Regions from separate parts of the Homo sapiens genome. Here region 2 is linked to region 1. Evidence: chromatin contacts called from ENCODE Hi-C or POLR2A ChIA-PET data. All regions are on one chromosome and are shown on one strand. The core of a region is the stretch at or near the end of the contact, and the rest is flanking DNA. Distances in the headings are between cores, read along the strand shown.

Region 1 (7,378 bases), core at 2,072-4,571:
CGGGAGGATCAGTTGAATCCCAGAGGCAAAGTTCACAGTGACCTGAGGTGGCACCACTGCACTCCAGCCTGGGTGACAGAGGAAGGCTCCATCTCAAAAAAAAAAAAAAAAAAAAAAAAAAAAAAAAAAAAATCCAGAGCTCAGGCTACATATATCCCATATCATATAAATCACAGTCTCAAGGCTGGGACACATTTGTCACTATGTTTTGAAGATCCTGGGTAATTCCAATGTGTAGACTAGTATGAGAACCACTGACCTAAATATCCATTATAAGGTGGGTGAATAAATAAATTATGGTCTACGTATATGATGGATTACCTTGCAGTAATTACAATGAATGAACTATACCAAAAGACATGGACAAGAATGTTTATAGCAGCACTATTCATAATAGCCCCAAACTGGAAACAACTAAAATATCCATCAATGGCTGAATGAATAAATAAATTGCTTTGTAATCGTAAAATGAAATATCATACATTTTTGAGAATGAACAGCTACAACTGTATGTGTGAACCTTGCAAATATGCTGTTGAGTGAGAGAAGCCAGGCACAAAGGTGTACAGACTGTGTGTGGTTCTGTTTATGGAAAGTTCTGGAAAAGGTCATCTGCAAACTTTCCTGGAAAGAGCTCAGTAGTAAATATTTTAGGCTTGTGAGTGATGTGGGGTGTCTGTTGCTACCCAACTCTGCCACTGTGGTGCAAAACCAGCCATAGATGATATATGTAAATGAGTGAGTGTGGCTGTGTTCCAATAGAATTTTATTTATAAAAATGGGAGGTGCAGGCTGGGCATGGTGGCTCACACCTGTAATCCCAACAATTTGGGAGGCCGAGGCTGAGGTCAGGAGTTCGAGACCAGCCTGGCCAACATGGTGAAACCCCGTCTCTACTAAAAATACAAAACAATTAGCTGAACGTGGTGGTGCGCACCTGTAGTCCCAGCTACTTGGAAGGCTGAGGCTGGAGAATCGCTTGAACCTAGGGGGCAAAGGTTACAGTGAGCTGAGATCCTGCCACTGCTCTCTGTCCTGGGTGACAGAGCAAGACTCCATCTCAAAAGAAAAAAAAAAAAAGAAAAAAAAACGGAGGTGCACACGATTCAGCCCACAGTTTGTAGTTTGCTAATCTCTATTCTGGAGCAAACACCATTCACCTACAGTGAACCTGCCATGGAATTTGTCACCCTGGGTGGAGGGTGGTTAATGTAAAAAAAAGCACAAGAGAGCTCCTGGGATTTGGGAGATGATTTTTTTTTTTTTTTTCTGTCTGGGTGCTGATTATGCTATAGTGCTCACTTGGTGGAAATTCATCACTCCTTGCACTTATAAAGTGTACACTCTTCTGTAAGTGTTGTTCTCCAGGCGGGGTGCAGTGGCTCACACCTGTAATCCCAGGACTTTGAGAGGCCTAGGCAGGTGGATCCCCTGAGGCCAGGAGTTCGAGACCAGCCCTGGGTAACATGGTGAAACTCTGTCTCTACTAAAAAAACAGAAAAATTAGCTGGGAGTAGTGGAGCATGCCTGTAGTCCCAGCTACTCAGGAGGCTGAGGCGGGAGAATTGCTTGAACCCGGGAGGCGGAGGCTGCAGTGAGCTGAGAGCGTGCCATTGCACTCTAGCCTGGGAGACAGAGCCAGACTCTATCCCCACGCCCTCCCCACCAAAAAAAATGTTCTTCAGTGTGAAGTGTACACTGGAAACAGAAAACAAATAAATGAATGAGCTGAAACTGTATTCATTAAATCAGCACGCAAAAAAGTAAGTTTTGGAAGCTATATTCAAAATGTAGAACGTGCAAAACAATATAGTAAACTGTTTAGGGACCATGTCACAGATCTAAAAGATATGCAGGGAAAAAATAATCACTACATTCAGAATGGCGAATACCTTGAGAAAAATGAGATGGGGAGAGGCACACAGGGGCTTCATGGATAGCCCTAATTTTTTTATTTCTTGAACTGAACTGTGAATAAATGGGCTTTATTATGTTATCCTTTATTTCCCTTTATGTATTTAAATATTAAATAATAATAGTAAAAAGAATAATAGATACTATCCTTATTTTTAAGGAATATATATATTTTTTCAATGACAGATTTAGGGGGTACAAGTGCTGATTTGTTACATGGATGTATTGTGTAGTGGTAAAGTATGGGCTGGAAAAACTGGATTGCCATATGCAGAAGAATGAAAGTGGACCCCTATCTCTCACTAGGGGTATATATACATATATATATATATATACATATATGTGTATATATATATATATACATATATATATACATATATGTATATATATATATACATATATATATATACACATATATGTATATATATATACACACATATATATATACATATATGTGTGTGTATATATATATATATATATATATATATATTTTTTTTTTTTTTTTTTTTTTTTTTTTTTTGAGACCAAGTCTCACTCTGTTGCCCAGGCTGGACTGCAATGGTGCAATCTCAGCTCACTGCAACCTCTGCCTCCCAGGTTCAAATGATTCTCCTGCCTCAGCCTCCCAAGTAGCTGGAACTATAGGCACACACCACCACACCGGCTATTTTTGTTGTTGTTGTTGTTGTATTTTTAGTACAGACGGGGTTTCACCGTGTTGGCCAGGCTGGTCTCAAACTCCTGACCTCAGGTGATCTGCCCACCTCAGCCTCCCAGAGTGCTGGGATTACAGGTGTGAGCCACCGCGCCTGGCCGGGGCATATGTTTTAAAGTGGGTTCAGAAGAATGTAAGCCCATGAGGCAGGGATTTTTATCTATTTCATTCACTTACTGTATTTGTCTGCAGTGCCTCGAACAGTGTCTGATACATGGGAGGCACTCGCAAAGTATTTGTTGAATGAATGAATGAAACAGCACGTGGACAGTTAGAGATTGACTGAAGAATACACTTTGGTAGTGCTGAGGGAATTTGGACAGGAGAAGAACCAGGAAATCTCGAAAGACACCCACCTGGGATCCTGGCAGGAAGCTAGGCATTGCTAAGTCTCTCTTTTAGCTGTCTGCACAGGTACTAATTTTCCAGCCTAAACTTCAAGACTAAAACTTCGGGGCAAATATTTAAAAGGTGACACCTGCTGCCCTTATCCCCCCTCCAAATCAGGACTCTGTGTAGCTAAGGCTGTTGAGGACTTCTCAGCTTGCCTGTTTCCTAGGGCTGTCTAGTAAATCCTGAAGCCTTTGCCAGTAGCCAGGAAGCTGAGATCACCTCGGAGCACAGATGGGGAAGGAGGTTATGGGGGAGACAGAGACTGTGCCCAGCTGGGTTGGAGAGGCAGGCAGAAACCCTCTTGTCTCTTGGCTGGCTGCCCAGTCTTGAATGGGAGAGAGGTCTTCCCACGAAGGATGAGTCAGCCACTGAAGCTTGGGAGAGGATGGGGTGGGGAACTGTGACCTAATTTGCTGCATAACTGGGGAGGCAAGCCTCCTCCCTGTGCTCTGGGGATGCTGTTTTTTAAACACTTTATAAATCTCCCTACTCACCCCATGCTGTTGTGTGGATCATCTCTCTTTAGGAGCAGGGGCTGTAGGAACGACATATCGTACCAGATTAATTTTATGACTGCCATTATTATGAATGCCATCATCATTGTTGTAGGGGTGGATCTTTGGTGCAATTCATCAAAGCAGCCAAAGTAAGGAAAATCCTGCAGAAATAAGGAAAGCTAATATAATAAAGACCTTCTTAGCTCCTTTCCAGATCAGTGTTTAGCTCAATTTTAGTGGTACCCAGGTTTATTCCTTTTAGCTTTCTCTTTAGAGAACTGTCCTATAGATTCCGGTCTGTCTTTGCATTGTAGTCTAATTAGTCCACAAAAATTTCTCTTGCATGCTTAATCTATGCCAGACACAATTCTAGACATTGGGGATATGGTTATAAGTAAATTAGGCAAAATCTCTGCTCTCTTGGAGTTTGTGTGTGTGTGTGTGTGTGTGTGTGTGTGTGTGTGTGTGTTGAGAGGGGCAAGTGGAGGAAAAATGTAAATAAAAATAAATAATGATAAATAAAGGTAAATAAAAATAAATTATGATCATTTCCAATGGTTGTAAGCACTCACATTTAAAGGGTAGTGTCATATATTAGCAAGAGTGATCAGGGAAGGCTCTCTGGAAAGAATATTTTAATTAAAAACAGAAAGATAAGAGGAAACAGAAGAGCAGAATGAAAGAGTATTCCAGCCAAGAAGCACCACAGGTGCAGAGGTCCCAAGGTAGAAACAAAGTCTGGCAAGTCCTAAAACCAAATGAGTGGCCACTGTGGGTTGGGTCATCTTCCTCACCCACACCTCCGTATATCACTAAGTGAGCAAGGATGAGAGTGATATATAATGAGGTGAGGGATGTTGGAAGGATGAATCATACAGAATCTTTTAGACTCCAGCAAGGAGTTTAGACTTTCTTCTAAGTCAGCACTGTCCAAATCAACTTCTCATGAAGGTGGAAATACTCCGTGTCTGTTCTATTCAATATAGCAGGCACTAATCTTATGTGACTGTTGGACCATTGACATGCGGGTAATGCAACTGAGAAACTGAATTCTTAATTTTATTTAATTTTAACTAATTCAGAGTTAAATTTGAATAATTGCATGTAGCTATCGGCTACCATATTGGATAATGCAATTATAAGTGACCCAGGAAATAGTGAGGGTGTTGGTGCAGTGGATGGTAAGATTGGGTAATGCTTTTTTAAAGAATGGATTTTGTGGCTGGGTGCAGTGGTTCACTCCTGTAATCTCAGCATTTTGGGAGGCCGAGGTGGGAGGATCACTTGAGGTCATGAGTTCAAGACCAGCCTGGCCAACATGGTGAAACCCTGTAGCTACTAAAAATGCAAAAATTAGCCAGGCGTGGTGGTGGGTGCCTGTAATCCCAGCTACTTGGGAGGCTGAGGCAGGAGAATCGCTTGAACCTGGGAGGCGGAGGTTGCAGTGAGCTGAGATTGTGCCGCTGTACTCCAGCCTGGGCAACAGAGCAAGATTCCATTTCACCCCTCCGCTCCCCCCACACAAAAAATAATAGATTTTGTTAGCAAGAATAAAAGCAGGGACTCATGAAGGATCCTATTCACTTTCCCTGAGGAGCCTGGCAGCTGAATCCCATATTCACAGAAAGTTTTCCTTTTGCCCTTCTTTTCCTTTTCAAATGCTAACAGGTTTCCTGGAATGATATGGGATCAGGAGGGCCCTCTGGACTGAACTGATTCTTCAGGGAAATAGAAAGTCAAGAAACATGTGCCTGTTGTTTCGCTGGAGAGTTCAATTCTAGTGCTGCTTGGGAAGTGATTCTTAACTTCCATAAAGATATAGGCTACAGACTACGCTAGTTAATTCCATTTGGGCAGTCACTGGATGAGTGAAACATTTCGACTTCAGAGCAGAGATTTGGCAGACAACTGGGAGGCATCAGACTAATTCATCCCATCACTCTCCTTCCTCCTGCAGACAAAAATGAACTTAATAAAATCTGCAGATGCTAGTGATAGTTGCTTTTTTTTAGTGCCTATGAGCTAAGCAACTTGTGTATATGTAACACATTGAACTTTTCCAACCACTCTACCTACTAGTGAATGATTCTTAAGAAATTTTAAACTATAAATATTTACATTAAGACTCCTAGAGGTGGGGATAGTAGCACTGATTTGGGCACAGTGGAAAGAGCACTGAATTGGGACTTCAGAAGGCTATGTTCTGGTCTAAGTTTTGCCACTAATTGTCTGTATAGCCTCGAAAAAGGCTCTTCTCTTGTGTGGATATTATCTGGAGGGGATTAGTAACGTATTCTTCAAGCACCCTTCTGGATTTTGTTGCCTGTGGCATAAAAGTATGCTTGCTTTCCTTATTATGCATAAGTGGCATCAAAGTATTATTGGAAGTGAGGCCCAGAGTGGGCTGAAGACACAAGTCAAGGGTCTCCAGCACTGCCTGCCAGGATTCTTTGGTGGTAAGCCAAAGAGACCAATTAGAAAGTGGAAGGCCTAGGAAGAAAAGGGACCAGGGAGTTCCAAGGTCCCTAGAGAACGGCAATGAAGTCCTATCTAGCGTCCGTCCTTGTATTCACTGCTCATGACTCAAATTATGGGGAGAAAGCGTATATCTGGACAAGCTTGGGCCACTCCTTGGCCAGGAGAGGGCAGGACATCTTTATTGATAATTTCTCTAAAATTTTATCCAATGGAAGAGAGGTAGTTCCCTAAAGGAAAATTGACATGTTCTTACCCAAAGAAGGAGGCATGGAAACCAGGCGGGCAAAAATGACCAAGACTCCCTAAAAACACAGACTATAGTTTCTAAAAATTAAGAATATGACTTTCATGTCCATATAAGCCATGGCTAGCAAGTGATTTCTGGTGGTTTTTTTTTTTTTTTTTTTTTTTTTTTCCGGAGTTTCGCTCTGTCGCCCAGGCTGGAGTGAAGTGGTGCAATCTTGGCTCACTGCAACCTCCAACCCCCAGGTTCAAGCGATTCTCCTGCCTCAGCCTCCTGAGTAGCTGGGATTACAGGCACCCACCACCATGCCCAGCTAATTTTTATTATTAGTAGAGCGGGGTTTTGCCATGTTGACCAGGCTGGTCTTGAACTCCTGACCTCAGGTGATCCACCTGCCTCGGCCTCCCATCTAGCAAGTGATTTCTAAGTCTATGTGAAATTGTAATTTATCAGAATCTTCAGTTCACTGGGATTCTTAGGTTGCTTATTATGAAAATTATTCTGAACCTGAAACTATATATGTCTACATCTATAACTCTATATTTATCTGCATTTACATCTATCACATCCATATCTGTATCTATATCTATCTCTCTATATTTATATAAACTTTCAGGGTTGCTATGGAGCCAGCTGAGATTCCAGCATTGGTACCTTGTTAACCTACATGCACAATATTTTAATTAATTGATTAATTAATCCATCTGACAAATATTTGTTGAGCACCTGTTGTGACCGGGCACTGTGTTTACTTATCTGAGCAACATTCCCTGCTCTTGAGGGGCTTTTGTTTAAGTGTGTGTTGTTATCTTTGCTGATAATTCCACTAAAACTGTACCCAGTGGAAGAGGGGCAGTTCACATACAGCTATTATGTTCACATAATCAAAGTGTTGGGGAGGGCGTTCAAGAATAGGGTATTGGCTGGGCACAGTGGCTCACGGTGAATCACAAGGTCAGGAGTTCGAGACCATCCTGGCCAACATGGTGAAACCCTGTCTCTACCAAAAATACAAAAAAATAGCTAGGTGTAGTGGCTGGCACCTGTAATCCCAGCTACTCAGGAGGCTAAGGCAGGAGAATCGCTTGAACCCAGAGGTGGAGGTTGCAGTGAGCTGAGATTGCGCCACTGCACTCC
Region 2 (7,378 bases), core at 2,860-5,359, 110 kb after region 1:
CGTCTCAAAAAAATAAATAAATAAGTAAAAAACACCACCACTTGGTCAGCTCCAATTTTTATCTTAGCCTAGTTTCATTTAAGATGTAAAGTCCCAAGAAGTGTCCCATTGGTCTAGTGTGGATCCTGTGTCTGCCCCTTCATGGGTAAGGGAGAATGAGACTTGATAATTTCTAGCTTCACCAAGACCACAGACATTGGAGGAGAGCAAATTTCCTAAAAGAAGAGCAGGATTGAGAGGACTGAGGAGATGGTGTGTTTGTAGGTGTGGGAACTCCTTTTCTTTAGTTATCATTTACCAGAATTCCTAGTGAATAATGCTTTGCAGTGATTAATGCCCAACTTTTGCTGGCTATTGACTGTCACTGGAGACATAAAATAGCCATGCTGTGGAAGAAGGTTGTTACTATGTGTGTTAGTCACCACAGACCATAGACGGAGTGGCTTAAACAACAAATATTTATTTCTCACAGCTCTGGAGACTGGGAAGTCGAAGGACGAAGTGCCTGCAGATATGGTATCTGGTGGGGACTGGCTTCCTGGTTTGCAGATGGTGGCTTTGTCACTGTATCCTCACATGGCCAAGAGAGAGGTAATCTCTCTCATGTCTCTTCTTATAATCTCACTCATGAGGGCTCCACCCTCATTACCTAATTACCTCCCCAAAGCACCACCTCCAAATACCATCACATTGGGAATTAGCTTCAACATATGAATTCGGAGAGATACAAAAACATTCAAATCATAGCCCTAAATGATGGAGAATTGGGGTTTTCAAAACCATTCTTAGTCTCATTTTATTTAATTTAGAAGTTTTTGCTGTACCTAGGGATGGATAGAAAATGTGTTTTCCAAAACGCAGGCATTCTTTGTGATCTGGACTTTTCAGTCATTTTGTATGGAGAGGGAGTGCCTGGTCTAGATTGAGACCCAAAGCTGTGGGAAGGGATCATTTAGCACGGGAAGATGATGAGATGGCAAAGACAACTTTATAGCACTCTTTATCATGGATGTAAAAGGGTCAGGCGAGGCTGACAAGCCAGTCCTCACGGCTACTGTGAATAGGCCAAGGGAAACTGGGCTGAAATTGCATTATAAATTATTTAGGTAGAACATGAGGAAAGACTTGCTGGCTGCAAGGGAAGTTAGACATTGTGGCAAGCCTTCAAGGTATTTTTTTTTTTTTGATCCGAGGTAGCCAATGTGTGCATTCCCTCCTCCTCCACCCGTGATTCCACATCTATGGTGTATATCACCAGATAATCAGAGCGCTTGTCTCCTCCTAGGCAGGAATGGATCTCAGGATATTTCTCAACACAGCACTTTAGAGGGTTTTTATTAGCTGGGCATGGTGGTGGGCACCTGTAATCCCAGCTACTCAGGAGGCTGAGGCAGAGAACTGCTTGAACCCGGGAGGCAGAGGTTGCAGTGAGGCAAGATTGCGCCACTGCACTCCAACCTGGGTGATAGAGCGAGACTCCATCTCAAAAAAAAAAAAAAAAGGTTTCTACTGATCAACTAGATTTAGCGTGTGTGTGTGTGTTTGTGTGGTAGTGATGGTGGTGGTGTGGCACAATTTACTGCCCCTCATCTAGATTCAGAATTGGGAATGTAAGTGGAGACATGAGCTGCACTAATTATCTTTTCAATATTTCACCTTACTTGGGAGTTACCGCCAACTCATTAAGTAACTGCTAAGGCAACAACGACTACAACAACAACAGAACCCCCCAAAGGGGAAATAAAAGGACAGTGAAGCTTACAGGGTGTGAATTATTTGAAGCAGTGTGAGGTATTAACCAGAAGTGTTTAACTCCCTTGAGAACGCAGAATAGAGACATATCATGCAAGGCTTTTTGCATTGTATACAATAAGAAAATGCAAAACATTCTGGCTTAAATAATTTATGCAACTTATTGACTAAAGCAACAGGAAAATCAAGTTATGATGCCCAGTTCATGTGGGGCTTAATCTAGTAGTTTAAAGACCTGAGTTCCTCTCTCTTTGCCTTTTCATTCCATCCTCGGGCACCTCTTGGTGGGTCATCGTAGCTCTATGCTCTTTTCTTCTGGTCTGAAAACAGCTGCAGCAGCTGCACAATTTCCACCTTCAGCACATCCCGTTCACAGAAGAGAGAGTGTCTCTGCAGGTACCTCCTTCTCATGTCCCGGCATTCTCTCTCTTTCTCTTTCTCTCTCATTGGCTTGAATGGGATCAGTGTCTGGGAGATGCCAGGAAGGTCAATCCTTAGAACCAAGGGGAAGATCAGTCCCGTCTAAACCATATGGCTAAGATTGGTGTACAGGTAAGTTCCCCAAATGAGAAGCAGATTATGATTGAAAGGAATGGGGAGAATGGATACTGGAAAGGCAATGAAAGTACTCTTTGCAATGGTAGTTTGTACATGTGTGGGTGGGGGGCTGAAGTCTCTTGCCCAAGAGCCACTCCTTAAATAAAATAGGAATAAGGAAAAGATGGAAAGTTCATCCCATCCAGAGGTGACCAAGGTGCAAATTGTAGAGAAAACCCTTTCCTTCTTAAGAGAGTCCATCACCTCCTTCATTGCCTTTTGATGTAGAAATTGGGGTTTGGGCCAACTTTTCCACTGGCTGTCTTCTCCAGGTTTGCCTGGAGTTTTGCCCCATTAGCAGCCACTGCCATGTGTGTTTGTGCACCCAGCTTAGCTGGGAACTGATGTGCCAAGTAAGCCTGTGCTCCCCTAGTGCTGGTGGATAGAGGGGAGGGGCAGCCAACAGTGGGGTCACCAGAGGACTAGCAAAGGAGGAACTTGAGGAGAAGCAGACACTATTTCTCCTTCTCTGTTTCTCCTGGCAGTTCGTGGCTACTCCATGGGGCTGGATGGCTACTCCAACAGGATGGAGACATTTTTAAGATTCAGGCTTGAACAAGTTGCTCAACTTCTCATGGTCTCATGCGTCATCTCTATACAATGATCATAGAAGTGCATCATTGTGCGAATAGTTGTAGGCGTTCCATGAGATGATGTATGCAAAACAAGAGGGCTTCACTTTGCATCTTAGGTTGGATTCCCTAGAAGCAGAGTTTGAGATGGGGATTCTTGTGCAAGTGATTTATAGAGGGACACTTTCCAGAGAAGGGTAGTGAGGAAAGCAAGATTGTGCAGGGCAAGGAACTCAGCAAGGATGTGGCAGGGAAAGGAGACCAGCTAGGTCAGCTATTCTTCAGCCTGATTCCATGCGAAGCCCTAAGCATCAATTGCATCTCAGAGCTGGTTCCACTTTGAGGCGAGGGTCTGGCCTTCCATATTCTCATGTTAGTCATTGACTATGGGCTGCTTGTGTTTGTCATTGACTATGGGCTGCCTTGTCTATGGGCTGCTTCAGGGGGTGGGGAAAGAAACCTTATTGGCAAGGTAGCTCCCATTCAGCTAGAGCCAATTTTCCATAGACGAAGGTGGCTGTGAGCCATTAGCAATCATCATTCACAGCCTCTGGGGGATGGGGACACCTGCTGTGAAAAGAATCTGGGCAGGGCACCAACGGTATCCACCACACCATGATGGATACAATCTGGTTTCAAAGCGGGAGGGAGGCAGGATTTGGGATTAACTCTAGTTTATAGACCGGAGAACTGAAGTCGAGAGATCAGGCAACTTGCCCAAGGTCAAACTGCTAGCAGGCATTAGAGAAGAAATGAGGAGGCAAATTTCTTGCCTCTTGCAGTGAGGTTATTCATATGATCATAGTTTTCTAAAAAAAAAGAAAAAAGGCTAGTTTCTTATAAATTATCTGCCCAGCCCTTTATTTTAAAAACAAGGAACCTGAGGGCCAGAAAAGACCAAGCAATCCAAGTTCACAGAGAGAGTCAGGCAGACCCAAGACCAAACCTGCATAATCATATCCACCTTTGAACCCCACAAATCTCATTCTGCTGCTTCTTTTTGAAAACAGGCAATGAAGGGAGCTGCTGTTGCTTTGTGGAAATATGTTCCCATGAACTCAATGACCTCCCTGCTGCTTAGAACAAATCTTGATCAGGCAGTGAATAAACCTTCCAGACAACAGTATTCTTGCTTCAGGAGAGGCTTGTGGGAAAATGCAGTGAGCTCAGGTGCCTTAGAGTGAGAATGACAGACAGGGCTGGAAAGAGAAATCTTGCATTTACTTGACAAATATTTATTGTACTAGGTGGTGGGGGTGTAGCACTGCACACTCCAGACAGGTTCCTCTTTCTGGAGTTACAGTCCAGTGGGAAAGGCAATAATTAACTAAACTACCCTTCATGGGATTTAAATGACAATGATGGTACGTGCTATGAAGAGGTTCGGGATGTTGTGTGAACATATGACTGAGGGACCTGACCTCATTTGGGGCCAGAAAGCTTTTCTCTTAAGCTTAGACCATAGACCATAGACCATAGACAGACTGGCTTAAACAACAAATGGAGATATAAAGAATGAAGAGAACTTAATGAGAAAAAGGGGTTGAGGGAGGGGCTGGAAGAACATTCCAGGCAGACGGAACAGCTTATGAATGATTTCCAAGGGGGGAAGGTTTTGTTTGAGGCCAATTTATTTGAGAAAGACCAGGGTGGCTGGAGATCATGGTGAGAATGGGTTTGATTGGAGATGAGGATGGAGATTCAGTTCTTTAATAAAAGGGAAGACATAAAGTGAAGGTAAGCAGGAAGGTGTCCCAAATGTGTGTGTTTGTGGGGCAGGTAATAGGACAAGACTTGTGTTGTAGAAGTATCATTCTGATTGTGGTGGATTGAGAAGGATATCCTTACCAATATGGTGGACTCAACTGGCAGCATTGCAGACTCAACTGGCATGGCCCTCTTTTTCTTCAAAACACTTAGACCTAGTTGAGACTATTTCTCTATATCTATGTCTATATATCTATATATCTATGTCTATGTCGATACCTATACTCCAAAAGAAAGAAAGATAAATAATTATTAAGGAAGAGCTAATAGTATTTTGTCTAAAGGATTAGACAAAAAAAAAAGGAAGAGCTCCAACATAGATATAGGTTCTAAAACATAAAGGCTTGTGTTGATAAAAGCCGATGTCTCATCAAGAGACAGGTAACATGGCCTAGAGCCAGTGTGAAATGTACAGCTGCAACTGACATTCCTAAAATAAGGCTAGGACTTCGCCTGTTTTATGAAGGGCTAGAAAAACTCTGTTGACATATCCAAAGAAGCTATAAGGAAGGTTGTCGCCTGCCCAGGGTTCAAGGCTGATAAAAGAAAATCTCTGGTGAGAAAGTAAAAGGTCAAGTCTACGTTATGTGTAGGTGCACCGCCTGGGTGTAGGAATTCTAATGTGAGAAATTCAGGTGTGATCTAATCTAGGGCTAAAAAAACACCTGGTGAACAAGCTACCTTCGCAGTCTTATTTCTATATCCCTTGACTCAGGGGACTTTTACAGAATAAAGGAACCTCTGTTGAAGGTTCTAATAAAAAATTATAATCCAGGTAATTAGGCATCTCACATGAAGGAAAGTTAGCACACACAATAAGTAGTAATGTCTCAAGAACTTGAAACAAAGGAACCAAATGAAAGAAACAATAAAATAAGTTTGTTTAAAATGATCAAAGAGAATTTTTTTAAAAAAGAATGAGAGGCCATAATGAAAACACAAGAGTATTGTTTAAAGAAAAAAACAGGAAGATTGTTTTTAAAGCTAACTAAAATTTATAGAAATCAATTATATTGTCATTGGCCTGTCACAGTGGCTCACGCCTGTAATCCCAGCACTTTGGGAGGCCGAGGCGGGCAGATCATGAGGTCAAGAGATTGAGACCATCCTGGCCAACATGATGAAACCCTGTCTCTACTAAAATACAAAAATTAGCTGGGCATGGTGGCATGTGCCTGTAGTCTCCGTGGCTTGGGAGGCTGAGGCAGGAGAATTGCTTGAACCCGGGAGGCAGAGGTTGCAGTGAGCCGAGATCATGCCACTGCACTCCAGCCTGATGACAAAGCAAGATTCCATCTCAAAAAAAAAAAAAAAAAAAAAAGAAGAAGAATATTGTCATTGAAATTAAATAGTCAATTTCAGAGTTAAACAACAAATCAGATATAGCTTCAGAAAGAGGTAGTAAATTGAAAGACAGATGTGAGGAAATTAGGAAAGATAGACCAGGATGCAAAAAAAGGAGACTTGAGAATGGATTGGAAGAAGTCCAGAGTAGATAAGAAACATGCTTCAGTTGTATAGGTGAGAGATGATTGTGGTGTCTTGGGCCAAAATGGTACTAGTGAAAATGGAGACAGGGAAATGGATTAGAAGAAAATTTAGGATATTTGTATTTCAAAATTGAGAAAAAGAACATGTCAAGGCAAAGAGATGTATGCTTGCCTTCTGAGGAAAACAACCACCAATGGATGGAAGCAGGAGAGAGAAAGATTCTAATACATTATAAGGAAGATTTTGTTTTTCTAAGAACCAGACTTTTATTTTTTATTTTTTTAAAATTTATTTCATCTGTTTTCTTTTTTATTATTATTATACTTTAAGTTCTAGGGCACATGTGCCATGTTGGTTTGCCGCACCCATCAACTTATCATTTACATTAGGTATTTCTCCTAATGCTATCCCTCCCCAAGCCCCCCACCCCCCAACAGGCCCCGGTGTGTGATGTTCCCCGCCCTGTGTCCAAGTGATCTCATTGTTCAATTCCCACCTATGAGTGAGAACATGCGGTGTTTGGTTTTCTGTCCTTGTGATAGTTTGCTGAGAATCATGGTTTCCAGCTTCATCCATGTCCCCGCAAAGGACATGAACTCGTCTTTTTTTTTTTTTTTTTTTTTTTGGCTGCATGGTATTCCATGGTGTATACGTGCCACATTTTCTTAATGCAGTCTATCATTGATGGACATTTGGGTTGGTTCCAAGTCTTTGCTATTGTGAATAGTGCCGCAATAAACATACGTGTGCGTGTGTCTATAGTAGCATGATTTATAATCCTTTGGGTATATACCCAGTAATGGGATTGCTAGGTCAAATGGTAATTCTAGTTCTAGATCCTTGAGGAATCGCCACACTGTCTTCCACAATGGTTGAACCAATTTACACTCCCACCAGCAGTGTAAAAGCATTCCTGTTTCTCCACATCCTCTCCAGCATCTGTTGTTTCCTGACTTTTTAATGATCGCCATTCTAAATGGTGTGAGATGGTATCTCATTGTGGTTTTGATTTGCATTTCTCTGATGATCAGTGATGATGAGCATTTTTTCATGTGTCTGTTGGCTGCATAGACGTCTTCTTTTGGGAAGTGTCTGTTCATATCCTTTGCCCACTTTTTGATGGGGTTGTTTGTTTATTTCTTGTAAATTTGTTTGAGTTCTTTGTAGATTCTGGATATTAGCCCTTTGTCAGATGGGTA

What was found. A loop is a pair of places that touch in the nucleus more often than their neighbours do. ChIA-PET counts read pairs that join two places held with the same protein, here RNA polymerase II (POLR2A).
Region 2: a map of posterior vena cava shows a loop between it and region 1 (6-fold over the local background). The contact joins two enhancer-like sites. A Hi-C loop is called at or near these places in 1 of 168 maps with a recorded cell type or tissue (posterior vena cava). POLR2A ChIA-PET finds 5 or more read pairs at or near these places in 2 of 52 experiments (PC-9 and Panc1).

The regions. Positions count from the first base shown.
Region 1 is chr16:12,968,095-12,975,472 of GRCh38, forward strand. The region is part of intron 2 of SHISA9 (shisa family member 9); the gene reads left to right. Among named protein-coding and RNA genes, the nearest start is that of SHISA9, 70 kb to the left of the region's middle. Within about 2 kb of position 3,322, at least 2 of the 41 ENCODE cell types and tissues checked have a DNase peak (open chromatin) inside an H3K27ac peak, as active enhancers do.
Region 2 is chr16:13,080,367-13,087,744 of GRCh38, forward strand. All of the region lies in intron 2 of SHISA9 (shisa family member 9), which reads left to right. Among named protein-coding and RNA genes, the nearest start is that of SHISA9, 180 kb to the left of the region's middle. Within about 2 kb of position 4,110, at least 2 of the 41 ENCODE cell types and tissues checked have a DNase peak (open chromatin) inside an H3K27ac peak, as active enhancers do.